Linked DNA regions of Mus musculus: regions 1 and 3 are each linked to region 2. The links are chromatin loops, found by intact Hi-C in ENCODE. Cell type or tissue: left cerebral cortex. All regions are shown on one strand.

Evidence for each region. A loop is a pair of places that touch in the nucleus more often than their neighbours do. Peaks named below come from ENCODE experiments on the same cell type or tissue, not always from the same donor. Only the 100,000 strongest peaks of a DNase experiment are listed, where the experiment ranks them.
Region 1: a loop joins it to region 2, with 6 times the contacts of the local background. A loop is called at or near these places in 30 of 42 quality-filtered maps.
Region 3: it touches region 2 in a loop (2.4-fold over the local background); 3 of 42 quality-filtered maps call a loop at or near these places.

What each region holds. Positions count from the first base shown.
Region 1 is chr10:88,375,283-88,383,282 of GRCm38, reverse strand. Gnptab (N-acetylglucosamine-1-phosphate transferase, alpha and beta subunits) reads right to left here and starts at 4,015. Exons shown (of 21, transcript NM_001004164.3): 1 at 3,748-4,015. The coding sequence starts at 3,864. Gm40733 (predicted gene, 40733) reads left to right here and starts at 4,219. Exons shown (of 5, transcript NR_168608.1): 1 at 4,219-4,268. In left cerebral cortex, CTCF peaks have their summits at 2,613, 4,162 (motif pointing left) and 6,340 (motif pointing left); DNase peaks (open chromatin) are centred at 3,342, 3,623, 4,023, 6,343 and 2 more places; H3K4me3 peaks cover 2,912 bases; H3K27ac peaks cover 2,614 bases.
Region 2 is chr10:88,727,343-88,735,342 of GRCm38, reverse strand. It overlaps Gm4925 (predicted gene 4925), which reads left to right and starts at 4,242. Exons shown (of 1, transcript NM_001037166.2): 1 at 4,242-5,802. The coding sequence starts at 4,627. The coding sequence ends at 5,025. Arl1 (ADP-ribosylation factor-like 1) reads right to left here and starts at 3,929. Exons shown (of 6, transcript NM_025859.3): 1 at 3,779-3,929; 2 at 1,663-1,800. The coding sequence starts at 3,782. In left cerebral cortex, a CTCF peak has its summit at 4,382; DNase peaks (open chromatin) are centred at 3,193, 3,992, 4,275 and 6,996; H3K4me3 peaks cover 2,333 bases; H3K27ac peaks cover 1,857 bases.
Region 3 is chr10:88,616,960-88,624,959 of GRCm38, reverse strand. No RefSeq gene overlaps it. Among named protein-coding and RNA genes, the nearest start is that of Mybpc1, 16 kb to the right of the region's middle. In left cerebral cortex, a CTCF peak has its summit at 3,991 (motif pointing left); DNase peaks (open chromatin) are centred at 473 and 2,322; H3K4me3 peaks cover 696 bases; H3K27ac peaks cover 213 bases.

The DNA.
Region 1 (8,000 bases), 350 kb after region 2:
AAAGCCTTCTTTTTCAACCGTATCTTGGAGTTGTGTGTCCTTATTTCATTCAGACCCATTTCTCCACTTCGAGGGCTCACCCTAGATTACCACCTTTGGGTTCAACTGTATTCCTATTTTATCAGAATTCCCAGGGGATTTCTAACTAGTACTTGGCTTGACTTGTAAGGGAAAATGAATTATTTAGTAGATCCCACCCTTGATTCCATTTTTCCTCAAACTCTGGACAAGTGTTTAAACAACTTATTAAAAAGCAAGAACCTAGGGCGGAGGAGATAGATTAACTAGTACAGTGCTGACCTAACGTGCATAGAGCCCGGGGTTAGATTCCCCAGGACTGGGCAGAGTGGTCTTAAACTTTAATAGCTCAATAACAAAATTACAATTCTATAGTTTATAACTATAATCCTAGCATTAGGGAGGTTGAAGCAGAAGGGTCAGAAAGAATTTCAAGGTCATCCTCAAGTACAAATGGAGTTGGAGGCTAGCCTGGGGTACAAGTAACCTTGTCTCAGACTCACACACACACACACACACACACACACACACACACAGAGGTGGGTAGTGGCTGGAGAGATGGGTTTAAGAACATTTATTGCTCTTCTGATAGACTGGAGTTTGGATCCCAGCTCCCATACTGAGAATCCAGCTCAGTAACTCCAGCTCCAGGAGACCTTCACACACACACACACAGACACACAAATAAAAATCTTCAAATCCCCTCTTTACCTCTTACACTAAGGAGGAAAATGAGCTCCCAGTTTACCAATGATCTTCTTAACCATTATATGCATCACAACTAGTTAACAGCCGGGTGCTACCTACACAATCAAAGTCCCAGTTCAAGGAAATATTTCAAAGTGAAGAGGGAGACTAAACAATTGATGGTGATAACATCAACTATTACGGCCTAACGACAGAGTTTGTTATGTGCTATCAATCTTCCTACACTTAATTTCCACTAGCGACCCTGATAAGAAGACAGTTATGCCTTTATTTTAAAGAAGAGGAAGCTGAGAGGGCTCAGATTTCCTCCCAGATGTGATAAGCAAAGCCCGGGGCTGCAGGAGAAACCATCAGGAGCTGGGGTGAAGGGCAATGATGTGGCGGTAAGGGGATGACCTTGAGGGTGAAGGAATCTGCTGCCAACCCAAGTTTGATTCCTGGGAACCACAAGGTGCAGAGAAAGAACCAACAGCACAAAGTGTCACATGTGCACCCACATGTGTGCACATAACATGCATATACGGAAGAAAAGCCTTAAGGGGGGATTATTGGGGGCTGGAGAGATGGCTCAGTGGTTAGGGCTAGAGAGATGGCTCAGTGGTTAGGGGCACTGGCTGCTCTTCCAGAGGTCCTGGGTTAGGCCCCATGTGGCTGCTCACAACTGTCTGTAACTCCAGTCCCAGGGGATCTGACATCCTTACACATATACACACATACAGGCAAAACACTGATCCGCATGTTATATATAAGAGGTGTTACTAAGACGTTGGCATCAAAGCCAAGTTGTCTTAAGCTTGAAGCGCATGTCTGCTGTGAATTAGCCATGTTAATTTATGCAAACACCTCAGCTGCATAACCTGTGAGGCAGGTAAAATAATACTGTCCAGATGCGAGGGCTGGGTGAAGACTAAATTAGTGTATGAAGCAGTTAGAGAACACCTAGTAAGGACTATGCTTGCTATTATCATGGTTAGCATTAACTGGAGCCATTGGTCACATCCAGATTAGCTCTCCCTAGCCCCTCCCCCATCACAGGCCAGCTACCCCCACCTCTCCTGCTACCCGGTGACACTCTTAACTCTTATTTCTCTCATTTCAGCTAAACTTTTTGATCTGTGTCTATGAGCCAGGCCTCATGGCATACACCTTGAATCCCAGCACTCCAGAGGCAGAAGCAGGAGGATCTGAGTGCAAGGCCAGCCTGGTCTATATAGGAAGTTCAAGCCCAGCCTGGGCGACGTGGTAAGACCCTGTCTCAAACTCTTCAAGGCTGTAACAAATGCATTTCACGCCATGGTCAGTAAACAGCCCACTTAAAATGAACCAGGTTAAAACCATAAACCAACAACCCTAGCACTCAGAAGGGCTGATAACGGAAGACTGTGAACTTCAGGCTAGCCTGGGCAACTTAGTAAGGCTCTTTCTCAGAAATGAAAGCCATTCAAAAGCAGTCAGACACTAACTATGCGAAAACATATCAAGTTACAACACATGAAACGTAGACGGACCAGGAGGTGGTGGAAAACTAAAACACTCCACAATTGGAAGTGGGCGACAGTCTCATTCTCACCTGTAAAATTACTTTTTTCTAGTCCCTACAACCACTAAAAACACACTTAGAACCCGGCCATATCGCTCAGCCAATCACTAAGCAGACGCTTAGTATGCACACACTGGCACTGCCTGGCACTGGGCTTGGGCTAGGGTTACAGCATTTAAAGTGACACCAGTTTCTCCACCGAGCTTACAGTCCGGTGTAGGTGCTGAGCGCACACATACGTATTGTGCCGTTTTATAAGAGCATTCTGTTAATTATAAAACCCTTTTAACCTCTTACTAAAATATAAGCAAATAAATAAAACAGGGAGACCATTCCAAACTCTTTGAAAGCGCATGTTTTCTTCCTGTCTCCAGGGGCAGTGTTCTGTTGAATGGCACACTTGTGCCCATTCATTTCTGACCTGCTCATACCCCTTTGCACACTTAAGATGGCGAAGACTGTACTAGACTACCCAAGAATCAAATAACTGAAATTTAAACTGAAGAGTAATGGCAGTCCCCAGAACGTTCAAGGTATGTCTCCAAAGGAGCATAAAATTCATTTAACCTGGCTGCTCACACCTCCCAAACCGGTTGTCTGTGCTCTTTGAAGAGTTTACAGTCTAATCAAACTGCTTCACTGCACATCAATTAAACGCAGTTCTCAGTCCAAGAAGGACCAGCGACTTGATCTAAAAAGTATTAGCATAGCCCATGACGCAAGGGTGGGTCTGTGCTGGCTCTCAAGAGGTCCGGGGCTGGAGTCCAAGATCCGCAGGCAGTCCTAGTCACCTGACAAGGGCCCTACTCTGAGATAAGCACTTGGTGCTTCCCATCAGCGTGTGCATTCTCACTAGTAAGGCCTCCAACCCGCTGGCATGCAGCTGTACAAAACAGCAGAGCCATTATGAAAAAGGAAAAAAGTTAATTTAAAAAAATCTCCCTTTCACTCTGCAAAATTCACATGCAAAACGGCGCAAAATTCACATGCAAAACGGCGCAAAATTCACATGCAAAGCCGCGCATGCCTCTAAGACAAAGTCTGCGATCCAGAAGAAACAGAAGATAAGGTGTTTTGTCAACGGTGAAGGACTAGTAGGGTGGCACCGCAGGACTGGATCCTACGGAGAGCCAGGGAATGAAGGATCACTACAGAAAAATACAAACCCTAGGAGAGAGTTTCACCAGCGCAAGGCCTTAGAGCCAAAATCAAATGGCCAGAGGACTCTTGGGGACACCCTGCAGAAGGAAGGGGATCCATGCGCACGCTGAAGCACGCGAGGCCCGGACGTCCAGTCCAGCTGCTGCAGGCGAGCCGGGGAGAGGATGCACGCTCAGCGCCTGGGACTAGTGGGCCGTGTGCTGGTCCCCAGGCTGCAGGGAAGATGGGGAGGCAGAAGGGAGATTCGGGGTGCCGGCACCGCGGGGCTCAATCGGGGAATGCTGCGCACGCGGCTCCGGGGCTCGGGCTCCGCTACTCACCTCTCCGAACTGGAAAGCCGAGACGATGGTGACAACGACGCCCACGAAGCAGACGTAGAGCCCATACCTGTGGGATAGGCAGGTATAGGTCTGTCTCTGCAGGAGCTTAAGCAGCATCACCCCGGCCCCGCCACCCCACGCCAGGAGGAGCCCGCGCCGCGCCACCGCCTCAGCGAGCCGCCATTCAGGGGCCCCCGGACGCGCCGCCGCGCTTAGCTCACAGCCCCCGGCTGCCGCACATTGTCGCTCCGGCGACCGACGGCCCGCTGGGCTCCACGCCGCGGCCGCCGCTTCCGGGAGCCCGGAGCCCACGCCCTCGGCGCGGCGGAGGCGGACCCAGGGCCCGCAAGGCGCCCGGCGCCACCCGGGGTTGGCCTCGGAGAGGCGGCGGCGAGTCGCCAGCGCCACCTAGAGGGCGGAGGGGCAAGGGCAGGCGCGCGCCCTCCCATCTGCGCGTGCGCCGTGGGCCCTGCCCTTTGGGCCCTCTGCCTTCTGCACGGTGGGACCCACCCAACCAACAGGTAAGCGACCCGGGCTGTCCCCTGCAGTGTGCCAATGGGCAATCCTGATGAACCAAAAAAACACAGCTCCTGCCTCAAGTTTATCTTCGAAAGAAAATTTGAAAGATCGTGGCTAGGGAATGCATATTCGGCTTGTCCCAAATGACATAATCTACTCTAGACGTTCGTACACGAGGTTTAATTGGTTTTGGAAAAACAAAAGTCACTAATCGGGCATTTATCAAAAAAAATTTTTTGAGGTCACAGGTAGGCTGATTGTGGCAAAGCAGGGAAAACTAACGGATTTAGTTACTATCTGAAGCCTTAGCTTTTGATAGGTAATCAATCTGCTTATAAGTTTGTGTATGCAGGGGAACTCGCACGCGTGCGCGTGTGTGTGAGTGCGTGTGCGTGTGCGTGTGTGTGTGTGTGTGTGTGTGTGTGTGTGTGTGTGAGTGTATGGTGAGGGTCACTTGTTTCTGTCCTTCCATGCTGCGGGTTCAAGGAACTGAAGTCAGGCTTGGCATCACCTTAACCTGCTGAGCCATTTCAGAAACCCTTTCAAATACAACTGGGTAGTATAGCTATTGAATTGGCATTGTTAATTATAAAAAATTTTAAAAAGGAACTGGAGTGTTATAGAGAACTAACTAAGTTTTCGGGTCAAATTCACTTGGAGAATTGTTTGGGCCTACCTGGGTCTTTTTGTGTGGGGGTGGGGTGGGAGTGGGGAATTACCCTCATTACACGGCATACTCTCAAATGCAGTGTCTACCACAGTGCATACCTGTTGAGCACTTGGGACGTTGAGGCAAGAAGGTTATGAGTTCAAAGCCAACCTGGTCTTGGTAGTGAGACCTTGTCAATAAACAAAAGAAAATTAAAATGAAACCCCTCACTTTCCTACTTTGTTTCATTCGTCTAGTCCTCAACTTATCCTCTTTCTTCTGAAGCTTTCGTTGGTTTTGTTGGTTGGTTTGGGAATTATTAGGTTTTGTTTTGCTTGGTGGGGGGAGGGTGGGAAGGGGAGGGGACAGGAGTGGGGGAAGCTGGGACAGAACGGTGTGGAGGATTTTGAAACAGTGTCTCAAGAAGCCCCGGCTGGGTTCTAACTCCCAATGTAGCCAGGCAAGCCTTGAACTCTTCCCTCCCTCCCTTCCACCTGGGATTACAGGGCGGCACTACCCACCTCTTTTATCAGGCGTTCCAGTTGAATGCTTTGTGCCCTTTATCTTTGTAATCTCCATTAGTCTTATTCTTGGTTTGTCCTGATGTTCTTGACTGTGTTTCTCAAACTTGATACTTAGTTTATTCCCTCCTCCCCCCAGTATGTTTTCTAGTGCCAAGTTGACAGAACCCTGGGCCTGCTGCCTTTTTTCTTTTTTGGTTTTTTGAGACAGGATTTCTCTGTATAGCCCTGGAACTCACTCTGTAGACCAGGCTAGCCTCGAACTCAGAAATTCGCCTGCCTCTGCCTCCCAAGTGCTGGGATTAAAGGCATGTACCATCACGCCCGGCTGCTGCCTTGTTTCTTATAAACCTCAAAAGTTCAGATTTCCCACTAAGCACCGATTTTTATTGCCTCCCATTGAGATGCTTCTCACTGAGAGTGGAGGGAGGTGTTGAAGCTTCAGGTGTCAGGTTGGGGGCACCCTGTGTCTGTGTCTCCAACGGGAAGGATGGGGAAAGAGGTCAGCAAACCACGCCAAGATGGCAAGGACGTACTAAGACTGTTTTCTGGGGCTGGAGAGATGGCTCAGTGGTTAAGAGCACTGACCTCTCTACCAGAGGTTCTGAATTCAATTCCCAACAACCACATGGAAATTCACAACCATCTTTAATGGGATCTGATACACTCTTCTGGTGTGTGTCTGAAGACAGCTATAGTGTACTCATATAAATAAAATAAATAAATCAGAGAGAGAGAGAGAGAGAGAGAGAGAGAGAGAGATCTCCACGTAGATCACTGCGTCCATTTTCACATATTTGCACATGCGGCTGGAGAAATATGAAGCAAAAGCCACGCACTAGATTCCCAAGGAAGCAACAGCCTGTTCCTGCAATATGCCTCTACTGCCCCCTACTGGCCAATCTTAATATCACACCCACGGCAAAAGCGATGACTCTTAACACAGGGCTGGTTTTCAGAGGTACAAATTTGGAGCTGAACGTCATCAACCGACTCCTGGCACAACACTGAAGGCCGTTCTGTTCTATTCACTCAGAACTTGCTTCAACCAACAGTACCGCGTTTTCCCTCTACTCTCATGCCGTAATCAACACAAAAGCCTCGTGAGCTCAAAATAAGCATAGTAGCAGACCCCAAGCGTTCAGTGCCGAACACTGGGCCCTCTATTTAGATGCCAATCAAGGCCCCAGGTTTCTCAGCGCTAATGGACACAATACACACTGGAGTTCCTACAGTCCCTGCAACCCCTATCTCATCAGGCGCTTGAGTAACTTTCTTACATTGTTGCCTTGTTATAGCGAGTGTTACAAAGGCTACAAATTAGCCAAGTGTGCCTGATAGAGTTTGTCTACTAGACGTAGGCAATAGTCACCTGGGAAGAGACCATCAATTGAGAAAATGCTTCCATCGGATTGGCTTGTGTGCAAGGCGCTTTCTTGATAATAATGGGTGTGGGAGGGCCCCGAACGCTCTGGGCAGGATCATTCAGAGCAGATGGACCCATTCTGTAAAAGAAAGCAAGCAGGACAAGCCAGGCAACAAGCTGAACAAGCCAGGCAGCAAGGCAATAATTTGAGTTCCTCCAGGTTCCTAGCTTGAGTTCCGGCTGTGGCTACCATGGCTGACTGACTATAATCTGTAAGGTGAATAAGCCCATCCCCCACCCCCTACAATGCTTATCGTAGTGTTCATCATAACAACAGAGATGTAAGCTAAGGTACTGGGCAGGGTGGATTATGCCTGCACAGTCTCAGCGCTCAGGAGGCAGAGGCAGAGAGTCACAGATTTGAGGCTACCCTAGCTGGGTATCGAGACCTGGCATCTCAGAGAACGGTCTGTGGAAGAGAGTGTTTGCCAATCATGTGCAGGCTCTGAGTTTGATTCCCCCACCATCAGAAAGAAAAGAAGAATAAAAATGAAGAGTCGGAAAGGGGAAGGGATCTGTAGGTCTCGTGCCCTCTTAGGGTGCACCAACTCTTAGGAACCAGAATATGTCCCACTACCCAGAAACTCTCTGACTGATCCCTTTGGGATTTTGTAGAGACTTCATCACTCGGACATGATTCCTTCTAGACTGGGTGGGGAACCAATTTGTTCAGACGCCCCTTCCTCTCTAGGTAGCCTCTCTTCCTTCGGATAATGGGCAGTGCCACAGTGGATGAGGACAGTCTGTGATCTAGTGTTAGAAAGCATAGGTGAGAGAATTTATTTTTCATTTGTTGATTTATTGATTGGTTGGGGGAAAAAAAAAAAAAAAACAACTGTAGCCCAGGCTAGCACTTGTAGTCCAGGTTAGTTCCGAACTTATGTATAGCGATCCTTTTGCGTCAGCTTCTGGAACTTCGAAATCACACGTAAGTGATTCCACCCTTTCAGAGACATTTTCTTTAGGTCGGTGGTATTAATTGAACAAAATGCCCCTACAAGAACAATTCAAAGGAGGGAAAGTTTCTTTGCCCTCGGGATTTCAGAGACATTTCAGTCTGCCACGGTGCTCAGGAACGTGAGGCAGCAGCTTTCCCATGGTACCCAACCAGGAAGCAGAAAGCACACTGGAACCTTAG
Region 2 (8,000 bases):
AAGAAAGAAAGAAAAAGCTGAAGCTCTGGCAGACAGTGAATAATGAAAATCAATATAGAAAACTAGGCTCTAGATTCAAAAAAGCCATGCTCTCTACAGGCTGCAGCCGTACAGACCCTCTATGGGCATCTCAAGAGCTCACTCGTAACAAGGTCATAGCTCAACAGTCAATATCTCATCCCATTTGTCTGCCATCCTTCTTAGGTGTGCCTCTCTTAGGTGTGCCTCGACACCACACAGCTGAAACCAGAAACTATTTTCAAAGAAAATCTAAGTGAGGGAGAAAGTAATTTTGAAAACACTTAGGGTGGACATGTACAAAGTTTGCTCTCATTTCCTAAACTTAGAAAAAAAAGAAAAGAAAAAGTCAGGCCAGGCCTTTAATCCCAGGACTTAGGAGGCAGAGGCCGGCCAGTCTGGTCTACAAAGTGAGTTCCAGGGCTTCCAGGGCTATAAAAAGAAATCCTGTCTCAGAAAAGAGACAAACAAAGTCAGAGTGAAACTGACTTACGACCACCACTGATTTTTGTTTCCTATCTTTAATGATGTGTTGGTAAATGATGTATTTGGCAGGTAAGCATGCACATTACATCTGAAAAATAAAACCATGGCAAAAGTAGCAAACTAAAAAGCAAGTTCCTGTCTTCCTCAGAACTAGGCATATGCAGGTCTATGTCTACCACCGTCAAGAACTGTTCACGTGCAAACAGCCCACACTGCAGTCCACAGGCCCTGTAGCACTGAGCACTGCAGAGGCCACCAAAACCTGCCCATGTGGAGAGGAGAGAATCTCGGAAGTAAGAATCAAAGGAAAGGAAATGGGCAAAAGGCTGCAGAAGGAGATAACAGATGCTACAAAGTCCAAACACTCCTTGTTAAAAGCAAAAGAGAAAAACCCCCAGAAGGTTTAATAGTGACGTAATGGGAATGTCTAACAGAATCATTCAAAGCACACAATTTAAAATCCTGAGCAAGTTCTACAGATTCAACTTAATTAAAATATATTAATCTTATCTCTCTAAATTTAGCTCAACAAATGAAAAGGTGTAAACACCAAGAGTATCCACCCCCAAGTAGTAAAATAGGAAGGACTTTCTACAAATAACTTTCTAAGACAGCAGGAATAACGAGGCCACAAGCGGGAGGTAAACTACAGTGCCGGTGTTTCTTCTCCTTGGTTTCAGGGGCCAGGTCATTTCAAATGCTCTGCTTCTACAATTCCCAGTTTTAAAAGTGATCTACAGAATTACTTAGAAGAAACTACACTGTGATTTAGGCAATAAATATGCAGGAAAAAAAGGTGCTTTGTGTACAATAATACCGATTTAACATCTACATCCATCAACATACAAGTTAGCAAAGTACTTTATACGCCTCATTGACTCCTCAAATCCAGTAGACAGACAGTATCTTCATTAAGCAGTAACGATTTAGAGACTTAAACCAACTATAGCTCTAAACAGAGAAGCCTGTTTGTATACCTAGGCAGGGAACCTTAAATTGCACCAAAATGCTTCTTAGCTGTTTTGTTTTGGTTTTTTTTTTAAGCATTGTCAGTATCATTTCCATAGTAGAAGTTTACAAACCCCCATCATATGACTCGTTTATTCAGAAAGCTGTATTAGATAGAAACATGAAAAGTGTTATTAAACCAATACTTACTGGGAATAGTAGTAACAACTTCTCCAACCTGTAACCTGTACAAAATTGTTGTTTTTCCAGCACCATCTAATCCCAAAATTAAAATCCTCATTTCTCTGGTTCCAAAGAGACTGGAAAAAATACTTGAGAAAAAGCCACCTACAAGATAATAAAAGCAAAAATGTATTTGATGTCATCTTGTAAATTAGGTCCGCAAAACATTTAGCCTTTTGAAAGCTATATGCCCAATTAAATATCAAAACATTGTCCTGAAGGCACAGGTAGATACTCTTGCTTCCAATGAAAGATGTTATTCAACAGCAAACAGTAACACGTGAAGTTCCCAGGTCCTGAGAAATGTCAGGCAGTCAGATCACATCATCAGACATTTAGACACTGCCCCTCAGGAGTCCAGTTCATTTTCTCATCAATAGAATAAGGACACGGTAACTTAGTGCAGTCTCCTTCTTACCCGTAGATACCACAGCGCCAGGCAGGGGAAAAGCGGCACAATGGGGTGCTCTGAGTGACAGAGCACTCACTGTACAGTGGCAGTACCAATATAAACTTTTAGGGCACTCTCCACTAACCCACAGAACTGCCTCAACAAACCACTTTTGTTGTTGCTTGCTTATTATTATTTGGGGGCAGTATTTGTTGAGATAGGATCTTTTACTTTGCAGCCCTCGATGCCCTGGAAATCAGCATGTAGACCAGGCTGGCCTCAAACTCACATAGAGATCCGCCTGCCTCTGTTTCCTGAGTGCATTAGAAACTCATATTTTAGACAAAAAAAAAAAAAAAAAAAAAAAAAAAAAAAAACAAAAAAAAAAACCCCGACATTCACTACTTTATAAAATATTCCCAGGAACCTTTATGTACCCAAGGCACCCTGAGATGTAAAAGCATTTGTGGCACAAATACTTTGCCTTCAAAAGTCACTAAAGGGAGGAAAAAAAAAAAAAGATTCACAATAGAAAGTGAGAAAACGGAAACGTGGGGGATATGAAGAATATGCTCAACATATAATATACACGGATACACACACAATTTTAAAAATAAAAGGCAAGGCCTTTTGGCTAGTGGTCCAATAGGAGGCTAAACCAATAGCAGTGAGTCTGAGGCCACCTTTGGCTGCAGAGTGAGTTGCGTTCAAGACTTGACAACTTAGTGAGATCCTATCTCAAAGTTTTAAAAGGGCTGGGGCTATACAGCTCAGCAGAAGGGCGTTGCCTAGCATACTAAGGGTTGACTTCCAACAGCGCTCCCTTGTAGGCATACAAACGCACACGCACACGGAAAGGAGAGGAGAGGAGAGGAGAGGAGGAAGAAAGGAAGAGATATTACACTTTGCTATTTGAGGGGAATGGCAGAATTAAAGCTGCCCACTCTAGAAAAGCGAACACGGAGCAAGCTGTATACAGAAAGAATGGGTGTGACCTGACAAAGTCCTTTTGCCCGTTTAGACGTCTAGATTTGGAAAAACAACGCCGAAAGGTTACAGAGAACCGAACGGAACTATAATGCACCGGATCCACACACTTCTGAGAAAACTGAGTAAATACTGACAGAAACCGAAGATTTTGCAACTCCTAGAAGCTCCACCTGTACCGGAGCATCACCACCGTCGGGTGCGCTCGGACGTCTACCGTAGTTCCCTCACCTGGAGAAGTGCGAATCAGCGAAGCGACATGAACATCTCACTCCCTGTCCCACCGGACTTCACAATCCACCTAACTCCATCCACCATATCTACGGACAGCTAACTACAGCGGGCGAGCAGACAGGAGCAGCGCAAGGATCAACAAACAACACCGGTCCTCGGGTTTCTCAGAAGTGACGCAGTCCCAACACCCACCCCGATGCCACCAAGCTTCCACGAAGGATCAGACACCTCGGTGAACCTTCAGCTGCCTGGCTGCCAGGCACCCGACGCCCCGTTCCGCCTACCCAACCGAGATGGGGGATGCAGGATGAGGGGAAAAGGCCGGGCTGGGATCAGTCCGGACCCCGCGGGTGCAAAGGACCGAGCCGGGAGGCGGAATCTCCCTGCAGGTGAAGAGCCAAGGTAGCGAAGAGCTGCCCCGCGGCCCGGCCGGTCCCCTCGGTCGCCTGACGCCCTTCCCACGCTCCTCACCCATGATGAACCGCCGCCGCGCCCTCGCCGATCCTCAGAGACAGGCCGGGACTCGGCAGCGACTCCTAGTTGAGCCTGGGCGCCGCCACCTCCGCTACTCCCGGACTCCGGTTCCGAAGCGGACTCCTCCAAGCCTGGTCGGCCAGCAACTTCCACGTCGTCCACCCAGCGGGGGCGGGAGCCGGGGCGAAAGGCCACTGCGACTGCGCGCTGGACACGGAGGTCTGGGCGTCCGCGTCGGCGCTTTCGATGCAACTCCCAGGCGCTCTGAGCGTAGCAGAAATGAACGCCACAACTATAACAAAAAAAAATTTAAGACAAAAGTGTTTCCTGATTCCACTTTTCTGGACAATAAGGCCTTCTCAAATATTAAAATGAGACTTTTTCGTGTTAAATTCTGATATCATAAAGTGGCGAATCGGCCAACGGAAAATAAAAGCTCGATAAAGCGAAGGCACAGAATGCTGGCGCTGGTTGCAGCGTCCCGGTGGTTGCACATCTGCGGAGGCGGTCCACTTTCCTCTAAATGCATTCCCGCAGGAGGAGCCAGGGTTACGTAATAATAACGAGAAAGCTCACCCGCAGTCACTGCATACCACCAACACGGGGCACCCTCGTACCCGAGGTGTCTAATTTTTGATCTCTGGGTGGCCACCTGACCGACCACCCTTCCGCCTCCGCAGAACTGGGAACTTCTTGCCTCCTGCAACTTGAGTTGGAAGTTAGGTAGTTTTCGATAGTGAAAGGGTTTGGTGTTTCTTAAAATTCTTAGAAACGCGTCTTGCTTCTGCGCAGCCTCTCAGAGGCTCGAGGCGCGCTCCAGGTCGGATCCACCTGTAACCCACGCCATGGCTAAGGAAGGCACTGCTGCTGGAGTTGTCATGGACGTCAATACGGCTTTGCAAGAGGTGCTGAAGACCGCCCTGGTCCACGATGGCCTAGCGCGAGGAATTCACGAAGCTGCCAAAGCCTTAGGCAAGCGCCAAGCCCATCTCTGTGTGCTTGCATCCAATTGTGATAAACCTATGTACATCAAGTTGGTGGAAACCCTCTGTGCTGAGCACCAGATCAACCTAATTAAGGTTGATGACAACAAGAAGCTGGGGGAATGGGTAGGCCTCTGCAAAATTGATCGAAAGGGGAAACCTCGGAAAGTGATAGGTTGCAGCTGTGTGGTGGTTAAGGACTTTGGCCAAGAATCTCAGGCGAAAGATGTCATTGAAGAGTACTTCAAATGCAGAAAATGAACAAAAAAATTGGCTTATTTTCTGTTAAGTTTCTCAAAACAGAAAAGTACAATTATCTCAAGCTCTTGAGTTTTCGCCGGAAATAATAATAGCCCTTTTTTAGGAAGTTTTCTTCCACATGGAAACATTGCATTATTATGTTCTGGTTTATAATGAAAATGGTCATCTTTTTGGAAATTTACAAACTGCCTAAGATTTAGTCTAGCATTATTGGGGCTTTTTTTTTTTTTTTTCTCGAGACAGGGTTTCTCTGTGTAGCCCTGGCTGCCCTACAACTCACTTTGTAGACCAGGCTGGCCTCGAACTCAGAAATCCACCTGCCTCTGCCTCCCGAGTGCTGGGATTGAAGGCGTGCAACACCACCTCCCGGCCTGCATTACTAGGGTTTAATTGACAAAATATTATATGTATGTTGCACAGTGTGAGATAGATATATAGGTATATATAGATATATATACACACACACATACATACATATGCATGAGAGAGAAATGATTACCGTGAAAATAGGCAAACCCTCATATTCCCTTTTCCTGTAGGTTGAGTACACTGAAGATCTATTTGGCAATTATCAAATAGGCAGTGTATTGTTATTAAATATGGTCATCATGCTGTGACTATACATCTAAGGGACTTGTTCATCCTGTTGGAAAAGAATCTGTACCATCTTACTGATGTATCTGCATCCCTGCTCCATCCCCTGACAGTCACCATTGCGCTCTCGGCTTCGGAGTTGTCTCCATAGACTCTACTTATGAATTAAACCTTCCAACGCCCTCGTAGGTGGAAATGTGTGATTTTTGTACTAAGCTTATTTCATTTAGCAGGATGACTTCTACATTCATTTTATACGTGAGATTATTTCCTTTTTAAGGCTGGCTAGTTATTGTTAAGCATGTGCATTTGTACATTCGCATCATATTTTCCACATTAATAAGCTTATTCAGGTTGATTTTATACCTTCTTATGTAGATTTATTTTTTATAGTTCTTGAGTGTCTGTGTGCCCATGGCATGCATGTAAGTATGTACACATGAGGACCGATGCTCTCAGAAGCCAGCAACATCTGGAGCTGTCCAGAGCTGGAGTTATAGACAATTGTGAACCCCGTGTTTGTGGGTGCTGCAATCTAAGTCAGGGTCTTCTGCAAGAATAGTCATTATTAGCTGATGGGCCACCTCTTTAGCCCCCACTGATGCTTTGTATCGACAGTCATGATTCATACTGCGTTAAACATAGGTGCACATTGCATTCTGACATGCTGATTTCATTATCTTAAGATGAATACCACAAAGTAGATGCTACAGTGTTTATTTTGCTTTTTAAGGAACCTCCATTTGGTTTTCCATAATGGCTATAATAGCTTACATTCATACCAAGAGTCTCTGTTTTGTTTTTTACTTAAATTTACTACACAGATGTTGAATTATTTCAGCACTTTCATCTTCACCCAAAGCCCTGAATTCACGGAAACATTCCTTGCAAGGAAAAGTCATTTGAGAAAGTGAATTTCTACCTAAACACCTGTAAGGTCTGGAGAATGATCTCTCTCTAGACTGAGCCAATATTGAGTTTATTAAGTATGCAATAAGCAAAAGTAAGACATTAAATAGCCGATAGGAGACAGAAGCAACAAATAATAAAAACAACATCAATTAGGGTGTTCATAACATCCGGCAGACAACTGGGGTAGCCCAACTGACAGAGCAGACAGAAGGTAGTATCAAATCCAGAACCTTTAAATACCCAGCAGATGTCATCAAGAATCCTCACCGAGGAAACAAACTAGAGTTCCTGATCAGTGTATCCTGAGGTTGAGGCTTCAGTGTAAAAGAAATAACAGCAGACAGAATCGTTGAGTCAGACTTAGTCATCCGGCAGAAACCAACTGGGGAAAGAACCCAGAAAGCAATGCAAGATTGAAGAATCCAGGAGCGCAGCATTTGTTCACTGATGAGCCTCCCGCGGCTAAATTCTGGCTGTCTCCACTCTGGGCATTTTTCTGTCGTGGGGCAAATACCAGAAATGCCTGTGGGGGTGCTTCACCTTCCAGCTGTTCTCGAGGGCACAAGGATGATTTTCCTCTGTGTTCCTTTCTGCTTTTCTCTCCAGGTCACAGAGCCAGGGACCAACCTGACTCAGCACAGGGGAGTTGTAGGACACTTGAGCCTGAAATAGGGCAGCCAGCCCTGTCTTCAGCTTCTCAGTTTAAGGAGCACATGATGAGATACCAGTTAATGACAACGCCTGAGCCTTTTTAAGGTTCGTTGTAAAGACTGCCTTGTCTTTGTATGCTTTACACATAAAGCATGCTTACAACTTCGCTGACCGTCTCATTCCCTCTCCCAGCTCTCTAACACAAGTTGCTACATTGATAGGTCTTTGGTACTTAAAACTTAGGCTCTTAGAGATTTACCTTGGAGTACAACTGCATAAAATACCTGAGAAAAATGGATTATCTTTAAAAGAGGACCAAAAGGAAAAATATGCCACATTTGTAAAGGCCAGGCAGCAAACATCTTTTTTTTTTTTAAGATTTATTATATACACAGTGTTCTGCATATATAGCTGTAGGTCAGAAGAGGGCTCTAGATCTCATTATAAATCTTTGAGAGACACCGTGTGTTTGCTGGGAATTGAACTCAGGACCTCGGGAAAAGCAGTCGGTGCTCTCAACCTCTGAGCCATCTCTTCCAGCCCCAGCACACACCTTTAATCCCAGCATTTGAGAGGCAAAAGCAGATGGATCTCTGACTTCGAGGCCAGCCAGGTCTACCTGGTGAGTTCCATGATAAGCCAGGGCTACATAGAGAGACACTGTCTCAGAAAGAGAGTGGGTGTGGAGTGGGGAACGGAAAAGAAAGAGAAAAATACACCACTATAAGACTCCTGTGAAAATAAGTCCCTGTAGGCAGATTTTGAAACTCTTATTTCTCAAAGCTTCCACAATAAGGAGTAATCTCTGCAGTTCCTCC
Region 3 (8,000 bases), 110 kb after region 2:
AACCCAAGAGCATCTTTCTGTGCAATAGCTATTAACACCCCTCCTACCCACAGTTCCAGATGATTCTCTGTAATCTAATCCCCCAACGCTTGTTCCTCCTAAACTTCCAGCCACTGGCTGTCCCCAGCTACTGTCTTCCTGGATTGTCTAACTTAAGCAAGAAACCTTTCTCTTTAGGGCTTTGAGAGAAGGAAGAATTCCCTTTGGCACACTGGAAAGGAAAATAAAATTGTAGGTGTTCCCTTGCCACTGTCCCTCCCTCCCTCCACCCCCCCCCCCGATTTTTCTCATCGCAACGATGTTTGGTAACAGTAGGAGAAATCGTGCCAGTCAGATCAAAAGTAAGGGAACACCAAGGGAAGAGTGGAAAGACACGTGAAAGCAGGGACAGGGACAGGGACGGCAGGTGGGTCTGTCAGAGCAGAGAGCAGGAGGGGATTACACAACAGTCTCGCTGTAACTTAAAATACCATCTCCTGGCGGGTGTACTGCCGGAGGCTCCTGGTGTGGGAGAATTTGTACAACTGTTCAGTGGTGTCCCCAGGAGCATGAAAAGATGGAACACTGCAGAAAGTTAAGTGTCACTAGAGACAGTGGGTTATTGAGGAAAATCACACCAGGAATCAGCACAGCACCTGATCTTGCCAAAACGAATACGATTATTATTGGGAAAGGAAAGTAAGACCTGAGGCCCCGTGTGCAAACTCGCTTGTGTGTGCTCCAGCATTCAGGATTCATACAGCCAGACAGTCTGAAGTCATATCTACACAGCCTACTAACAAACAAAATACAGAAGCCTTTATTCCCAAGTTTCTGTATCTGTAAAATAGGACTGATAATAATTTTTACACACAGGGCTATTATATTATATAATTTATTATATAAATTGTACCAGTAGTAAAAAAAAAACCCCACTCATTATTACAGTAGCCCTGAGATAGAGCCAAGAATGGTCTTTATTATTATTATCATTACTACTACTACTACTACTATTATTATTATTATTATTATTATTTTATTTTTATTATTATTTATCTGAGACAGGATCTTACTGTATAGCTCTGACTGTCCTGGAACTTAGTACATAGACCATGCTAAACCTTAAATTCAGAGATTTGTTTGCCTCTGTTTCCTGGGGGGCTAGGGTTAAAGGCACGCACCACCATGCCCCGCTGCTTTCTTCTCTCAGTCATGGAACTGAAACAGGAATAGAGTAAAAGGAAAAGGAGAGAGGCTGGGGAGACTTCCTTCCTAGTTCAGATGCTGCTGTGGTAATAAATTACTTGCAAATGGAGCAGTGCAGACTACTGGCCAGCCATTTGCTGCTACCATTAGCACATCGGGTATCAGAAGCCAAAATCCAAACTCTCGGGTGAGGCCATTTGAGCCTATATTTATAACTACTCTGGTTGTCTGCAGCTGATGTGAAAGATACTTACTCGCTTGGGAACACCGTCAAGTTCACAAGTGCTACAGAGTGTTTCCACGGTGGCTACGAGTAACGTTGAGCTCGGAAGCTTCTTGGTAGTGTCCAGCTGACTGTGGAATTTGTTCAACCAGCAAACTAACATCGATGTGCCTACCCCTAACCTCCCTTTCCCTCGTCCCCCTCCTCTTTGGAAGGGTCACTCACACAAAGTTGATCAGGTTACCCTCAAAGTTCTCCTGAGGTATAGGCCACCATGCCTTTCATTTACTTATCTTGAAAAATATTTTATCCTCTTATTTATGTATTAAACGAGTTCTTCTGTATTTGACGTAGCAAAGACTCAAAGACTGGAATTGTCTTAAACTGCTTATTTGCAAGGAAAATTGGCTTTGGGTATGCGCCCTTGGCATCCCCCTGCCCCATCCCCAAATCCAACTCCCTACCAAAAGAACCCAGAACGACATCTTAAGGGCAGTGCTAGAAAAATCCTAGTTTGACTGAAGTTATGAGGATTTTTTGGTTACTGAACGTGTCACCAACTAAATCAGACATGCATTTGTTATGTGACGTCATCCCTTCCAAATGCTCTCCGAGGCAAGGGGGAAGTGAGGCTAAACGTGGTTCTGGACTTGGAGTGGCTCCAAGGAAACGTAGACCACCGCTAGCCTTTTGGTTGGAGTTGCCTCTGTGTCTGAGTACTTGAGCCACTTCATGCCCGTGTGCGACAGGATAAGGCGAGGAGAGGTTCCCTGTTCAGGGTTCAAGTGCTCTCGTGACTATCCTAAAATAACACTGAGCGTGATACAGTAGAACTTCACGTAGCTAAGTGTACAGGCTTTCGACTCGACCTTGTCACCCAATCATCGCTCTTCCCGGCTCAAACAAGCTGAGCTGCTGAACAGAATTTTCCATCATCACTGTGTGGCAGAACCCTTGCGCTTCTGCGTTTCCTTTTCCACTTTGCAGTACATCAGCTAGGCTTTCCTAGCTCCCAAATGTTTTCCTAGCGACTTATACCGCTCCTTGCCCGCGGGAGAATCTATTTTTCTATGACTTTGCCTACTTCTTTCGCAAGAATTATAATTACTTTTACATAGCCTTTTTTACTCACGCCGCCAGGTACACCACTGTATTCCCATAGCCAAGTCGTTATGCCTCATTGAGCATTAAAGAAATCTGATCGTTTCCTTGGTCTCTATTTTGGAAGATACAGGAGCGTTTCCCTTAGCGACAGCATGCAGCAATATTTAAACGAGGCTGACAAAGAGGAAGAGTTTGGGTGGAAAAGGAAACCTCTAAATGCCTTGTTTTAACTTACACGAAGATGCGGCATAGGAGATAAAAATGAGAGATTTTTCTTTAAAACTGAATAACCTCTGATGGAGGTGATTATGACCCAAACACATGTGTGAAATTCACAAAGGATAAAAAAGATAAATAAGCAACAGGCTAACGTTGCTTGGGGTTCAAATGGTTTAAAAAAACAAAAACAAACAAAAACAGAACAAAACAAAACAAAACAAAAATACTATTTTATGTATTTTGCCCGCGCATACTCTGTGTACCACATGCCTGTCTGGTGCACGAGGAAGCCAGACATATGTGTTGGATCCTCGAGAGGTGGAGTTACAGATGGTTGTAAACCACCATGTGGGTAGCCAGGTCCTCTGGATGTCAGATCCAGGACCTCTGGAAGAGCAACTGCGCTGAGCCATCTCGCTAGCTCCCAAGTGCTTTTAAAAATAATAAAAACTGGGTAATTTCTGAAGAAAAGCCGCACATAAGCTATATGTGTACAGGACTGTGGGGAAATTATACAGAGAATGAGTCCTGCAGTTTGGGATTGTTTGATTTTTTTTTTCCTCCTATAGTGAATGGAATTTTTAATTTTCTATAGCTTTTTAACATCTGACCGATAGCTTTATGGTTCATGCTCTCAGCCCTTTATTTCAAGTGTCTTTTTTATAGAATGAGTTTCTAGAAGAGGAAACAAATAAGAGGAAATAAACAAATTTTGTTATTCATATAAACAAAGCAATGTTTCCTCTTGTTCCTGTTTTTGTTGGTGGTGGTCTTGTTTGCTTGGTTTTTTGTTGTTGTTGTTGTTGTTGTTCTTTTACTTTGTCTGTTTAGAGTAGATGCTATTTTCATCCTGTTTGCTCTTTGTTTGTTTGTTTGTTTGTTTGTTTGAGGCCTGGTCTCACTATAGATTATATTTATTTGTTTGTTTGCTTGTTTGTTGTTTATTTATTTATTCATTTAATTATTTATTTAGAGATAAGGTCTCACTATGTAGACCAGGCTAGCCTGCACCTCCCTATGTAGACCAGGCTGACTTCCACTGGTCTCTACCTCCTGAGTACTGGGATCAAAAGCCAGTACTACCACACTAGCTCCAAACTCACTTTGAATTCATTATATAGACCAGGTGTCCTCAGACTTAAGGTCCCTTTGTCATAACATCCCCCTGGTTGGCATTACGGGTGATGTCATCAGCTTCATTTCCATATTGGGCAATACACAAACCACCTGTAACTCCAGCTCCAGGGACTCTGATGCCCTCTTCTGGACCCCGCAGATATGTGCATATGCACATACACATAATTAAAAATATTTTAAAAGATGAGTGTCTGTTTTCTTTCTTTTCTAAATCCTGGCTGCAAATAATACATGACGTGAAAAATGAGAAGATATTATAATACAGGTCAGCAGCAAATCTTCTCTCAAGGTGTGTAAATACATTGTTTCATATTAATATGTATAACTACTTTTTTAATTATTATTTTTTGAGTTTTGAGACAGGTTTTACTCTGTAGCCCTGGCTGGCCTGGAATGCATTATGTAGACCAGGCTGGCCTTGAACTTGGGGAAATAGCTTCTGCTTTCTGAGAGCTGAGATTATAGGTGTGCATCACTATGACTGGCCTCATCATTATTTTTTATGGCTATTATCTCTTCAGCATATGCCATTTAGTTATGTAGCATTTATAAATAATACCTGTTAAGTAGTACACAATAATTAATTAGATTCCCATTATTGGAGCTAAAGACTTATTTTCTATTTGTTTGGTTAATTTATTTACTTGTCTATTTTTCAGCCAGGGTCTCACCATGTAACCCTTGTATGTAAGGCCTTGTGTTCTTCCTGCAGCCTCTGTGTGCTAACCTGAAAGGCAGCTGCCACTACACACCATGGCTCATTTTCTTAGTCCCTTTGAACAATGCCATCCCAGCAGAGTCCTTTCTTGTAATCTTTGCTGTCTTGCATATGGAGTTTTGTAGAATTGATTATTAGACATGGGAATCTGAATTCCCAAACCAGAGTGATGGGTTAGACCAATGGTTTCCAACCTGTGGGTCTCGAACCCTTTGGGGACTTAAAGCATACGTTTACTCTATGATTCATAACAGTAGCAAAGTTACAATTATGAAGTAGTGACAAAAATAATTTTATGGTCGGGGGTCACCATAACATGAGGAGATATAGTAAAGGATCTCACAAGTAGGAAGATTGAGAGCCACTGGGCTAGACAACCTTGACAAATTACCAAGCCCACGGGATGTGGCTCTGAATCTCCTACACTATACTCCTGAAGTCAACCCTGTATGAAAGTCTTGAGGGGACTACAGAGCTGCGTGACTTGCCATTTCCTCATCAGTACATCACCCCTTCCTCCGTGGCTGGTCAACTAGAATCTCGCCCACCCTACCCCCACCCCCACCCTGTCTCTGGTCTCTCTGCATTCGGAGTGTGTCACCTCCACTGAGCCTGCACCAACAGCGATGACCACATCACCTACAAATGCTCGTGTCTCATCAACCTTATCCCATGTTTGTATTGTTCTGGTTCCAGAATGCTGATACTTTAAGCCTGAGGCTCTAACTTGAGCAGGAAGAGTTTATTTTGGGGATGAGGAATCTCCCCCCCAGAGACAGGCCTCTCTCAACCTTGCTCTCTCTCTCTCTTTCCCTTCCTCCCTCCCCTTTCTCTCTTCTTCCATTCCCTCCCCCTTCTCCCACTCCCTCCTTCCTCCCCCTTCTCCCACTCCCTCCTTCCTCCCCTTTCTCCTAGACCCTCCTCCCAGTCCCTCCCCCTCTTCCCCCTTCTCCCACTCCCTTTTTTCCCCCAGCTGGGAAGCTCTGGAGGAGGAATTGGTTTCTAAATCTGCACATCACTCCTTTCTCTCTCAGAAAACATCACATTGACTCCCTTATTACATAGAAACAGTCAATGGGACAGTAAGGGGTCGTGTTGACAGTGATTTTAGTCACTTATGGAAAGTGCCCCTATAAATTTCTTCAGTGTATAGAGGTGATGTAGTGAACCCATACAAAGTATGCATTTCATCAGCCCTATAAACACAGTTGTTTAAAGTGGCCAAGGAAGAAGGAAGGCACAGGCAGCACTGTGAACGACAGTCTTCTGCAAGGACAATCTTAGGAAGATGGTGTTCTAATGGTACCATCTCGTAATGGCTCTGTGATGGTTTGAGTAAGTATGGCTCCCAGAGCTTCATGTGTTTGGATGCCGGGCCATAAGGAGTGGCACTATTAGGAGGTGTGACTTTATTGGAGGAGATGTGGCCTTTAGAGGAAATGTGTCCCCATGGAGGCTTTGAGGGCATTTATACTCAAGGTACACCAGTGTGGTTCACAGTACCCTTCTTCCCTCTGGGCCAGTCAGAATCAGCACCAGAGCCTAACGAGGCTCATCACCTTAGGGAACATTAAGAACATAGATTAAAGATGCAGTACCACCTTGTGTGGGGAGCGGGTGTGGCGGCAGTCCCAAAGGCGCCAGGGACTGCAGCTAAGTCATATGACTTGCACCTGACTTCCTCATATAAGACACAAACATCTTGAGTGCTGCGCAGGTGTACCAGGATACAGGTGAATCCAATTTGGTGGAGATTTGCCCCTGCTGCCCTGATTAGCTGAAGCCTCGTGACTGGCGAGGGGGCGTGGCCTGCGGTGCGTGGATGAGAGAGAGTATAAAAGGAGTGAGAGGCCCAGGGTTCGGGGGAGATATAAAAACAAGGGAGATATAAACAAGGGAGATATAAAAACAAGGGAGATATAAAAACAAGGGAGATATAAAAACAAGGGAGATATAAAAACAAGGGAGATATATAAACAAGGGAGATATAAAGAAAGAAGAAACAGGACTGAATAAACGTGTGCAGAAGGATCCTGCTGTGGCGTCGTTCTTGCTGGCGAGTTGGGGGCGCGCTCAAGAACCTTGCATCTCTTTAGTTCAATCAAAATGCAGCCCTGGATAAGGCAGTGAAACCCCACCATACCTATTTTAGGGTTCTCCACAAGACTCCAACGTGTAACCAAGGTGCAGACTATTTGTGTAACTCTTAAACAAACTTTATGTTTCATGGTCCTGAGAAACTTCCAAGTAGCTGGATAACGTCTGAATTATTGTTCCCCTGTCAGGGTAGCCATCTTGGTTCCCTAAGGATGTTACCATAGTTCCTATGTGGATGGTCCCAGAGAACAGGTTAACAGTAGAATTTAAATTAGAGGGTTAGATCATGTGCTTAGAATAAGAGAATAAAGATGGGAATGTGTCCTAGGAAGAGGTAATGGTATAAGCAAAGATACCTGGATAATAGTAGAGTCCGAGGCTATATGTGCACAATGTTACAAGAAACAGTATCAAGAGAAACTGAGGGTTGGCAAGATCATGGGTCAAATCTTTGGCCTTGATGGCAAGATTGCTGATAGATGATTCACCCTGGGAAGGGAATGAGAGCAGGCCTTCTGTGGAGTGGCAAAAGTTTAATTCAAAAATTGCTTTATGCAAAAGAGCCACATACTCTCCAATTAGGACAAGAGACCAGATCTGATTTGGATGTGGTGGTGTGGACCTGTAACCTAGGAGATGGACAATGAAGGCAAGCTCAAAACCAAGTTCTAGGCCAACCTGGGCTACATTCTGAAACCTTGTCAATGACAGAATAAGAGAAGGAGGAGGAGAAGGGGAGAAAGAGCTCACATCTGTCCTCTCAATTACTTTCGTGGTGTCACCAATAAGTCATAAGAGCCCAACACTGGCGGTGCGGAGCTTCTCCTCTAGTTGGTCTTAAGTAGATGCTTATCCCAGACCAGAATCACAAGGGTGGTAATATGATAAGCTGCTGGTGAATCTGTCTTCCCAGAAATCTACCCCTTCTTTAAGAGGAACACTGTGACTTTCTGGGAATACCAAGGGATACCAGTGACAGACCCAGAGAAGGTAACATCTAAGTAGATGTTTGGGGAAGGTCCTGCATTAGAACTGTCCCTGGAGTCTTGCTTATGTTGGAAAGCTGTCACTGGACGATGGCATATAAAAGACGTTACCTTTGAGTGCTACCCCAACCAGCCAGTTGGTTTTCTTTTAAAGTATTTTACTTTCAGAAACTAAATACATTCTGGAATACTTATGTAGGTCTTGTGTATAAAAACTCATGTGTACAAGTGTGGCCCATAAAATCAGATTTCAACACAAAACCATGAGTCCAAATCTCTCATTTGGATATTTTATCCAACTATTTTTAAAGGATTTATTTACTTTATGTAT